2 separate regions of the Homo sapiens genome follow, and region 2 is linked to region 1. The links are chromatin loops, found by intact Hi-C in ENCODE. Cell type or tissue: IMR-90. All regions are shown on one strand. Links, peaks and the distances in the headings refer to the core of each region. The heading gives the core; the rest is flanking DNA. Region 1 has its middle 11 kb from the start of DRC8. Region 2 overlaps LOC124904588 (UPF0764 protein C16orf89-like).

Region 1 (5,381 bases), core at 131-5,130:
ACATCTTCACAGTTTGGCTGGGTTTTTCTCTACACTCTTCCCCCACCCTTACCCCCCGCCCCGCCTTTTTTTTTCAGGTCAGCTATATTTTCAAGGAGGTAAGGGAAGGTGTGAGACTTGGAAATGAATAGTGGTGACAGGAGTGAGAAGTTAGAAAAGGAAGTTATTTTTAGGAAGGCTTGGATGGAAGGGAAAAGTGAGTTGCATTTGGGGCATGGAGCTAGGGGAAGTCAGGCCAAGGGACAGCTGGGTAACTGTTGAAGGGTTTACTTCATTCTCTAGTGCCTCTCATTTCTTACATATTCGTAATCCTTCCTCACCAAGTAGTAAAAGGAAGGCAGGCACAAACTCCTGGGGGGGCTCTTGTTCATTTTAGCCTCCCTCTCCAGTCTTGGAGGGGGACGATTCACTCGGCATTCAGAAAATGCTTCTGGAGCACCTACTAGGTGCAGGACTGTCTTCTAGGTCCAACAGGGAGTACACAAACCTGATAACTGCTCTGCAGTTGCTGAGGTCCTTTTACAGCTGGTAACAATGACCCACAAACTTGAGACACTCACCCACCAAAACTACATTCTCCTTCAAATAGTATACAGCATGTATACTATGCCCTCATCATGGCCACAGCATACCCAGCAATGGTTTGTATCTACCTTTTTTGAAAATTATCAACTGGCAATCCAAAATGCCATAGAAGTGTCATCAGAATAGACTAATAGTATCTTTCCCAGGAGACAAGTGGTGAGGTATTCCTATTTGTAAAAAGCAAGGGATTAGGGATTTAAGTAATTTGGCTAAGTTTATTCACTAAGTTATTTTATTTCGGTGCCTTAAGTGGGTCTCAAGGCCTTTGAATTTGTAGACCTTTAAGTAGAATATTAACTAGAAATTTCATACTAGTTGTGGCTTATTTGAAACCAAATAACTAAACCTAGCACTTTATTTTTTTGCCTTGATCGTACGTTTTTCATGTTATATGATTAGGGCAAATACAATTTTTTAAAAAAAGGATATAACCAAGAATTTAATACTTTTAAAACTAATGGCAACAAACACAAAACCTTCCCTAAATCATCTTAAAAAACCATGCCTATGCAGAATTGAGGCTCCTGTATAGCTTCTTTTTAACGCCTTTCTCTTTAAAATATGAGTGCTCATAAGACTATGACCCTGTCTTTCTTTGTATTGTTATTGTTTAATGATCACTTTAACAATGAACGGCAACGATGGGAAAGCCAGGCCCTAGACACCTGGATTTTATTTCTATTTTTGCCCCAGTGTCATTTAGGAATGTTAGGCCTCTACGCCCCCCTTTCTTTAAAACGGGTATGACATTTTTACCACTTAATACTTATGCTTTGAAATCTTAGGATAATCATTGTCTATTTTCCGTAAGTATCACCTAGTAATAACACTAATAGAATTTGGGGATCAGCCGGGCGCGGTGGCTCACGCCTGTCATCCCAGCACTTTGGGAGGCCGAGGCGGGCGGATCATGAGGTCAGGAGATCGAGACCATCCTGGCCAACACGGTGAAACTCCGTCTCTACTAAAAATACAAAAAATTAGCCAGGCGTGGTGGCGGGCGCCTGTAGTCCCAGCTACTCGGGAGGCTGAGGCAGGAGAATGGCGTGAACCCGGGTGGCGGAGCTTGCAGTGAGCCGAGATCGCGCCCCTGCACTCCAGCCGGGGCGACAGAGCGAGACTCCGTCTCAAAAAAAAAAAAAAAAAAAGAATTTGGGGATCAAAAATGTGAAATAGGATCACTGTGTTGATAATGTTAAGGGCAAATTTCACTTCCAATCCAGGGCCTAGACACCTACATGCCCTCCATATCTGTACTAAACCATAAATGGGCCAAACTGTCCAACCTTGACCGCTCCTGGCCCTTAATGCTTCATCATAGTCCGTAGCAAAACACTATTGCTAAGATAAAGTAGAAGAGAGTGATCTCAGCTAGACACATTCCTATTTTTAAAGAGGACTATGCTTCAATATCATTCTATCTTTGCTTTTACTATTAGACTTTATCTTTAGAGCAGATTTAGCTTTACAAAATAATTAAGCAAAATGTAGAGTTCCCCTATACCTCCTTTCTGCCTGCCTCCCCACCGGTCTCCCCTATTAGTAACATTTTAAATTAGTGTAGGCTGGGCACGGTGGCTTTTGCCTGTAATCCCAACACTTTGGGAGGCCGAGGTGGGCGGATCACGAGGTCAGGAGTTTGAGATCGGGCAGGCCAACATGGCAAAACCCCGTCTCTACTAAAAACACAAAAAATTAGCTGGGCGTGGTGGTGTGCACTTGTAATCCCAGCTACTCCAGAGGCTGAAGCAAGAGAATCACTTGAACCTGGGAGATGGAGGTTGCAGTGAGCTGAGATCACACCATTGCACTCCAGCCTGAGTGACAGAGCAAGAACCCCCTCTCAAAAAAAAATAAACAAATGAATTAGTGTAACCCATTCTTTTTATTCTATAACACTCACCCGTGCACGCACGTATGTGTGGGTGTGGTCTTGGACTTCAGGCCTCAGGCAATCCTCCCACTTCAGCCTCCTGAGTAGGTGGGACTACAGGCACACACCACTGAATCCAGTTTATTTGATAATTTTTAAATAATTAGAGAGAGCTATTGCTTCCGCAAATAAGAAAATAAGTATTTTAGTGAGCTTAAGCAGTCAGACCTATTAGCTACCAACAGAAGAATTACTTTGGCACCATTTATACCCAAACTAAAATCATTGTATTTGATAGGAATGCTTATATTTAAATAGCTGTTCAGCTAGTTGGGGGCATAATTTGCAACAAACATGGTAAAGAAAGCCCTAAACTTTTCACACTAAACCGTAGACTGAGGCTCTACTCCCAACTCTTCCCTCAGCTGGTGACTTTGGCTGAATCTCTGTGGAACTCTGAGTTGGATTAGAAAATCTAAAAGAGACCTTTCCAGTTCAAAATTTTATTAATTGATTAATACTTTGTTTTCCAAAGTGAGTGGAAGGCTATTTTATGTGGCTCATGATTTTAATTTATTTATATAGTTGTTTTTATTTTAAGGTATATTTAAACATCTGCCTCAAACTCAGATTTCACAGATATCATTGCTTACGATGAGACTATGTTTTAAAAATTGGACAATTTATGTCAAATTAAAGAAAATGTTGGTATCTAATAGTACAAGTAACATGGACCTGACAAAAATCAGAAGTGAAGGGTGGCTAGGTACAGTGGCTTACACATGTAATCTCAGCGCTTTGGGAGGCCAAAGGCAGTAGGGTGGCTTGAGTCCAGGAGTTCGAGGCTGCAGTAAGCTATGATCATGCCACCGCACTCCAGCCTGGGAGGAGACAGAGAGAGAGAAAAAAGAAGTAAAGTGTATTAGTTCATTCTCGAATTGCTGTAAAGAACTACCCAAGACTGGATAATGTATAAAGAAAAGAGGTTTAACTGACTCACAGTCCAACAGGCTGTACAGGAAGCATGGCTGGGGAGGCCTCAGGAAATTTACAATCACGGCAGAGGGTGAAGGGGAAGCAGCACCTGTGATGAGGCTGGAGAAAGGGGAAGAGGGAGCAGGGGGAGGGACTACACACCTTTAAACAACCAGATCACGAGAGAACTCACTCACTATCACGAGAACAGCAAGGGGGAAATCCACCTCCATGATCCCATCACCTCCCACCAGGACCCTCCTCCAACATGGGGGATTACAATTCGACATGAGATTTGGGCGGGGACAGAAATCCAAACCATATCATAATGTATAACTGAAAAAATTCAGGAAATACTGGATTAATTAATATATTCATCCATCCAAGACATCCATCTCCACGTCGAAGAGAGCTGTGTCCCAGAACTCTTTTTTTAAACCTAAATAATTTGGCTCAATTAATGAACAAGTACCTTGGACTCTACAGGTGAAAGAAAGCACAATAAGAAAAGTATTCGGTTGGTGCAAAAGTAATTGCTGTTTTGCCATTAAAAGTAATGGCAAAAACCGCAATTAATTTTGCACCAACCTAATACTATATCAGAGAAATGCTTGCAAGTTAAGTAGCACAGACCAGGAGCGATTAAATCTGATTCCAAAATCCCTCCAACAGTTCCTGAAACTAGACAAAGTTTACAGGGCCAATTTGCAAATAAAGAGAAGGGCTGAATTAACCGGTCTTAACTTTTTTCATGGTATAACAATTTCCTTATATTATGTGGCATATGTAATCTGACATATTAACCATGAACTTATCCAAGTATTCAAGTTCATCCATAGCTCTTTCCTAAGTAAAATGCTGTCATGATTCTATCTTTAGGCAACCTTATTCCCTGCAGCACCAACTGGCCTTGCATCTGGGAGGACAGCAGAAATTTCTTTTTACATTTTTTCATTATTTATTTATTTATTTTATTGAGACAGGAGTTTCACTCTGTTGCCCTGGCTGGTCTCGAACTCCTGGGCTCAAGCGATCCTCCTGCCTTAGCCTCCCAAAGTGCTGGGATTACAGGTGTGCTCCACCGTGCCCAGCTTAGAAATTTGACTCTTATTTCCATTTGAGATTTCCTTCCCTTACCTCAAGTATCTAAAGCATGTTTTGTTTGTTTGTTTGTTTTTGTTTTTTGTTCTTTTTTCAGAGACAGAGTTTCACTCTGGTTGCCCAGGCTGGAGTGCAATGGCATGATCTTGACTCACTGCAACTTCCACCTCCCAGATTCAAGCGATTCTCCTGCTTCAGCCTCCCCAGTAGCTGGGATTACAGGCATGCGCCACCACACCCGGATAATTTTTGTATTATTAGTAGAGATGGGGTTTCTCCATGTTGGTCAGGCTGGTCTCAAACTCCCAACCTCAGGTGATCAGCCCATCTCGGCCTCTCAAAGTGCTGAGATTACAGGCGTGAGCCACCGCGCCTGACCAGCATGTGGTGTTTCTTTAATCCTCATGTGGACCATATAAGGGCAAAAAGAATAATGCGTCTTATTCATCCTTATAAGCCATATACCTTTGTTCAATGTCGGAAACAAATACTTGTTGAGCCAAAAATTTAGATAACTTAATTATGAATAAAGCATGATCCGCTTCTGCCGAACATACACTTAAGATATCAGTCATTTGCAAGTTTCATATGTTCAGTTTTCTGGATTTTTCCGTGTCCTAACCATAAGAAGTCAGAAGGCAAAGAATTTGGAGCATATGTCTCAGTTCCTCTACATGAGTTACAATATAGTGCCCTACCCCCTCAGCTCTTTTAGAGAGTGGACAGCAGGCACTACACGTAAACAATTATTTCTGCGGTGTGCAAAGCTGTCATTGCGATACCTGCTATTTGATGCAATGTCCTGTATTCAAAGATTCCTTTACTAATCTCCTATTTAAGTTTGGGC
Region 2 (5,381 bases), core at 220-5,219, 55 kb after region 1:
AACTTAGTAGGTTTTTTTTGTTTGTTTTGTTTTTTGTTTTTTCAAGACAGGGTCTCACTCTGTCCCCCAGGCTGGAGTACAGTAGTGCGATCTCCACTCACTGTAACCTCCACCTTCTGGGCGCAAGCAATTCTCCCACCTCAGCCTCTCGAGTAGCTAGGACTGTAGTCACATGCCACCATGCCTGGCTAATTATTGTATTTTTTGTAAAGATGGGGTTTTGCATGTTGCCCAGGCTGGTCCTGAACTCCTGGGCTCAAGCGATCCACCTGCCTCGGCCTCCCAAAGTGCTGGGACTACAGGCGTGAGCCACCATGCCCAGCCTAGCAGTTCTTTTTAGAAATTTATCCTGAGAAAATAATCAGACATGTGGGAAAATTTAGGTTACGAGTATCCCCACTGTGGCATTTCACCATAATATCAGAAAGTTGGAAACAACATAAATGCCCCTCAACAGGGAACGAATGGTTCTATAAACCCACAGTGGCATTGTCACATGATAAAATACTATGCTGCCAGAACCAGTGAAAATATTTACTGAAATATTAGAATTTAGCTTTGGGCAGAAAGAACACAGAAACTGGGAAATGAAATGTTCAGAACTACTGATTATTGAAAAAAACAACAACAAAACTTCAAGGGCTAGGGCCAGAAACACAGCCCTCAGTCTGAAGGAAGATCCTTGAGAAAAGTTGAAAGGAAACTGGGCGCGGTGGCTTACGCCTGTAATCCCAGCACTTTGGGAGGCCGAAGTGGGTGAATCACCTGAGGTCAGGAGTTCGAGACCATCCTGACCAACATGGCGAAACTCTCTACTAAAAATACAAAAAGTAGCCGGGCGTTTGGGAGGCCGAGGCGGGCGGATCACGAGGTCAGGAGATCGTGACCATCCTGGCTAACACGGTGAAACCCCGTCTCTACTAAAACAAAGACCAAAAAATTAGATGGGCGCGGTGGCGGGCGCCTGTAGTCGCAGCTACTCGGGAGGCGGAGGCAGGAGAATGGCGTGACCCGGAAGGCGGAGCTTGTAGTGAGCCAAGATCGCGCCACTGTCACTCCAGCCTGGGCGACAGAGCGAAATTCTGTCAAAAAAAAAAAAAAAAAATTAGTCACGTGTGGTGGCGGGCGCCTGTAGTCCCAGCTACTCGAGAGGCTGAGGCAGGAGAATCGCTTGAACCGGGGAGGCGGAGGTTGCAGCGCGCCGAGATCGCGCCGTTGAACTCCAGCCTGGACAAAAAAAGCGAAATTCCGTCTCAAAAAAAAAAAAAAAAGAGTCCCTGCGAGCCCCCAGTCCCCTCCACCGTGAGGACACAGTGAGAAGGTGCCGTCTCCGAACCGGAAGTGTGCACTCACCAGACACGGAATTTGCCAGCGCCTTCATCTTGGACTTTTCTGTTTTCAGCATTCTGAGATAATACATTTCTGTTGTTTGTAAGCGGCCAGTTATGCTATTTTGTTATAGCACCCCGAATGGACTAAGACTGAATAGGCTGAGACAGGATAAGGATGAGAGGAAGAAATGGTGCCAGGCAGTGGAAATAGCAGAGGTAAAAACCCTGCGGTGGCAAGAAGTCCAATCTGACTGAGAAGTGGGGTGGGGCTGGGAGGAGTCACGTGAGAGAGACTGTCTGGGTGGGCAGGGATCACACCATGCAGGGCTTTGCTGGCCACATTCAATAAAAACTAGGGATTTGGGACTAAAATCAAAAGCATGTCACTAAAAAATTGCTGTTGGTCTATTCTGGTAAGTGACATTGTAAGAGTTCCCCCTCTTCTCAAACTACCTTTTGGGATGTTTGCTCCTTCCTTTCTTCCTTCCTTCCTTCCTTTCTTGAGATGGGGTATCCCTGCTCTGTTGCCTACGCTGGCATGATCATAGCTCACTGCAGCCTCGAACTCCTGATTGCAACCTTCCTCCTGCCTCAGCCTCTGGACTAGCTGGGACTACAGGCATGCACCACCACACCTGGCTAATTTTTAATTTTTTTTTTTTTTTTTTAGAGACAGGGTTTCCCCATGTTACTCAGGTCAGTCTCGAACTCCTGAACTCAAGCGATCCTCCCACCTCAGCCTTTCAAAGCACTGGGATTATAGGCATGAGTCACCGTGTCTGGCCTGGCCTGTTTTTAGTATGTGGTCTCACACGCTTGGGCCACAGTTTATTGGAGCAGAAGTATCTCACTCTAAATTTCTAACCCTTTTTTTTTTTTGAGACGGTCTTGCTCTGTCACCCAGGCTGTAGTGCAGTGGCATGATCTTGGCTCACTGCAACCTCTGCCTCCCGGGTTCAAGTGATTCTCCTGCCTCAGTCTCTCGAGCAGTTGGGACTACAGACGTACACAACCATGTCGAGTGAATTTTTTGTATTTTTAGTAGAGACGAGGTTTTGCTATGTTGGCCAGGCTGGTCTTGAACTCCTGGCCTCAAGTGATCTGCCCACCTTGGCCTCCCAGAGTGCTGGGATTGCAGGCATGAAACTCGCAGCCGGCCTCTAATGCTTTTTTTTTTTTTTTTTTTTTTTTTTTTTTGAGACGGAGTTTCACTCTTGTTGCCCAGGCTGGAGTACAATGGTGTGATCTTGGCTCACCGCAATCTCCACCTCCCGGGTTCAAGCAATTCTCCTGCCTCAGCCTCCCAAGCAGCTGGGATTACAGGCATGAGCCACCATGCCTAGGCCTACCAAAGTCCTGGGATTACAGGCATGAGCCACTACACCCAGCAAATGCTTTTTTTAAAGTAGACTTTTATCAGATGTATTTTATAGTCTAAGAAAGTTATGTCAAGTATTAGCTTTTAATTCTTAAAGAGAGCAAGAATTTACCTTCTATGAACATTTAAAGAACATCTGAACAGGATCAAACTCTTTTCAGATCTAGAGACGACATGAAAACAACCCCAAAACGAGGGTTCAAGTATTTTCCTTTAACAAGGTTTCAAGGAGAAAATCTCTTTAAAAAAAAAAAAAACTTTTATTATCTGATTTGCTTATGTGCTGTTTTGCTTAAAGAATAATACAGTTTGTTGTGTGAGATTAAAAGTCCATATTCGTGGTCATCCTGTAGATTTCGGCTGCAACTCCTTGATCTCTATACCTCATTTTCCTACTCCTTACCAAGGCTTTTTTTTTTTTTTTTTTTTTTTGAGATGGAGTCTCCCTCTGTTGCCCAGGCTGGAGTGCAGTGACACGATCTCCACTCACGGCAACCTCTGCCTCCTGGGTTCAAGCGATTCTCCTGCCTCAGCCTCCTGAATAGCTGGGATTACAGGCACCTGCTACCATGCCCAGCTAACTTTTGTATTTTTAGTAGAGACGGGGTTTCACCACATTGGCCAGGCTGGTCTTGAACTCCTGATCTCAGGTGATCTGCCCACCTCGGCCTCCCAAAGTGCTGGGATTACAGGCGTGAGCCACTGTGCCCGACCCTTACCAAACATTTTAGGTGGCCAAATGCTTACCAGAGGTAAATGACTACATATAAAATATTTGTGAGATTTTCTGATGAAGTTTGAATGTCTCCTTTAGACCAGTGGTTCTCAGTCCGAATGATTTCGCTTCCAGGGGACATCTGGTAATGTCTGAGATGTTTTTGATGGTCACAACTTGGGAAGGTGGTCCTTCCTATATAGTGGATAGAGGCTGGGGATGCCACTGAACATCCTATAAAATACACAAAACAGGCCGGGCGCGGTGGCTCACACCTGTAATCCCAGCACTTTGGGAGGCCGAGGCGGGTGAATCACGAAGTCAGGACTTCGAGACCAGCCTGGCCAACATGGTGAAACCCCATCTCTACTAAAGATACAAATAATTAGCCGGGCGTGGTGGTGGGTGCCTATAATCCCAGCTACTCGAGAGACTGAGGCCGGAGAATCACTTGAACCCGGGAGGTGGAGGTTGCAGTGAGCCGACATCTCTCCATTGCACCCCAGCCTGGGAGACAGAGCGAGACTCCATCTAAAAAAAAAAAAATAAACCACACATGACAACACCCCCTTCCCTGCCCAACACCAAAGAATTATCTGGTGCAAAACACCAATAGTGCTAAGGTTGAGAAACCCTGTTATAAAGTAAAGAATGAGCCAGTGATCTTCCATGGAAGGGGTGTTATTTCTCTCTCTCTCTCTTTAATTTCCTTTTACACAGAAATACCATAAGATTTAACAAAAACAAAAACATTATAAGGATTCCAATTATATGACATTCTAGAAAAGGCAAAACTATGATGACAGTAAAAAGTTTGGTAGTTGCCAGGGGTTAGTGGGAGGGAGGGGTGAACAGGCAGAACACGGAGGATTTTTAGGGCAGTGAAACGACTCTGTATATTATTGCACTGGTGGATACGTGTCATCATATACTTGTCAAGACTCATAGAATGCACAGTACCAAGAGTGAACCCCAATGTGAACTACGGACTTTGGGTGATAATGACTATCTGTGCAGGTTCGTTGATTGTTCGTAAGAATGTGCCACTGTGGGGCACTCTATGTGTTGATATGGGGGAGTCTGAGGGGGAGGGGTGGGGAGGAGGCATCTGGGAACATTGCTTTCTGCTCAGTTTTGCCCAAACAGTGCTAAACAAATTGAGTCTATATAAAAAAAAGTTAATTGGAAAAACAAAACAACATTTCAGAAACATGGTGGATTTTCCGCTGTGAGATGTTACTTGAGAAAAAAGGATTTAAAAATTCACAACTAATGTTTATAACAAAACGTATCTTTCACTACAAAATTCTGAAAGTTGTGTCATTGCTAAAGACGAGCTTCAACTGTCAAGGCTGGGTAGAACAGCAGTTACCATTTTATGGTCCCTGGAACACTAGTTCTGCAGGATGTTAACAGGCCTTGCTTGAAGGAAAGTGGGAAATCCAGGTGTCATTTTTTCTGTTTTTGTCTTTTTCCTTTCTTGAAGAACTGCTCAGGGCCTTCCAGAGGTTACTGTTCATTGTAAATCCCTATGGGGGTTTATTGCAGGCAGCATTTCCCAAATTTCTGTGACCATAGAACCCTTTCTTTTTAATTAAAAAAAAAAAAATTAGGACTGGGTGCAGTGGCTCACGCCTGTAATCCCAGCACTTTGGGAGCCCAAGGCGGACGGATCACGAGGTCAGGAGATCGAGACCATCCTGGCCAACATGGTGAAACCCCGTCTCTACTAAAAAAAATACAAAAAATTAGCTGGGCGTGGTGGCACGCGCCTGTAGTCCCAGCTACTCTGGAGACTGAGGCAGGAGAATCACTTGAACCCGGGAGGCAGAGGTTGCAGTGAGCCGAGATTGTGCCACTGCACTCCAACCTGGTGACAGAGTGCGACTCCATCAAAAAAAAAAAAAAAAAAAGGTAGATTCAAGGGGTATATGTCCAGATTTGTTACATGGATATA

The links. Hi-C counts contacts between places; a loop is a spot of excess contacts. Peaks named below come from ENCODE experiments on the same cell type or tissue, not always from the same donor. Only the 100,000 strongest peaks of a DNase experiment are listed, where the experiment ranks them.
Region 2: it touches region 1 in a loop (5-fold over the local background); 17 of 110 quality-filtered maps call a loop at or near these places.

Annotation. Positions count from the first base shown.
Region 1 is chr1:244,955,931-244,961,311 of GRCh38, reverse strand. No RefSeq gene overlaps it. Among named protein-coding and RNA genes, the nearest start is that of DRC8, 11 kb to the left of the region's middle. In IMR-90, for the core only: no CTCF peak of the experiment used is centred there; no DNase peak of the experiment used is centred there.
Region 2 is chr1:244,900,629-244,906,009 of GRCh38, reverse strand. The region is part of intron 1 of LOC124904588 (UPF0764 protein C16orf89-like); the gene reads left to right. Among named protein-coding and RNA genes, the nearest start is that of HNRNPU, 39 kb to the right of the region's middle. RefSeq lists a silencer at 1-17. In IMR-90, for the core only: no CTCF peak of the experiment used is centred there; no DNase peak of the experiment used is centred there; H3K27ac peaks cover 219 bases.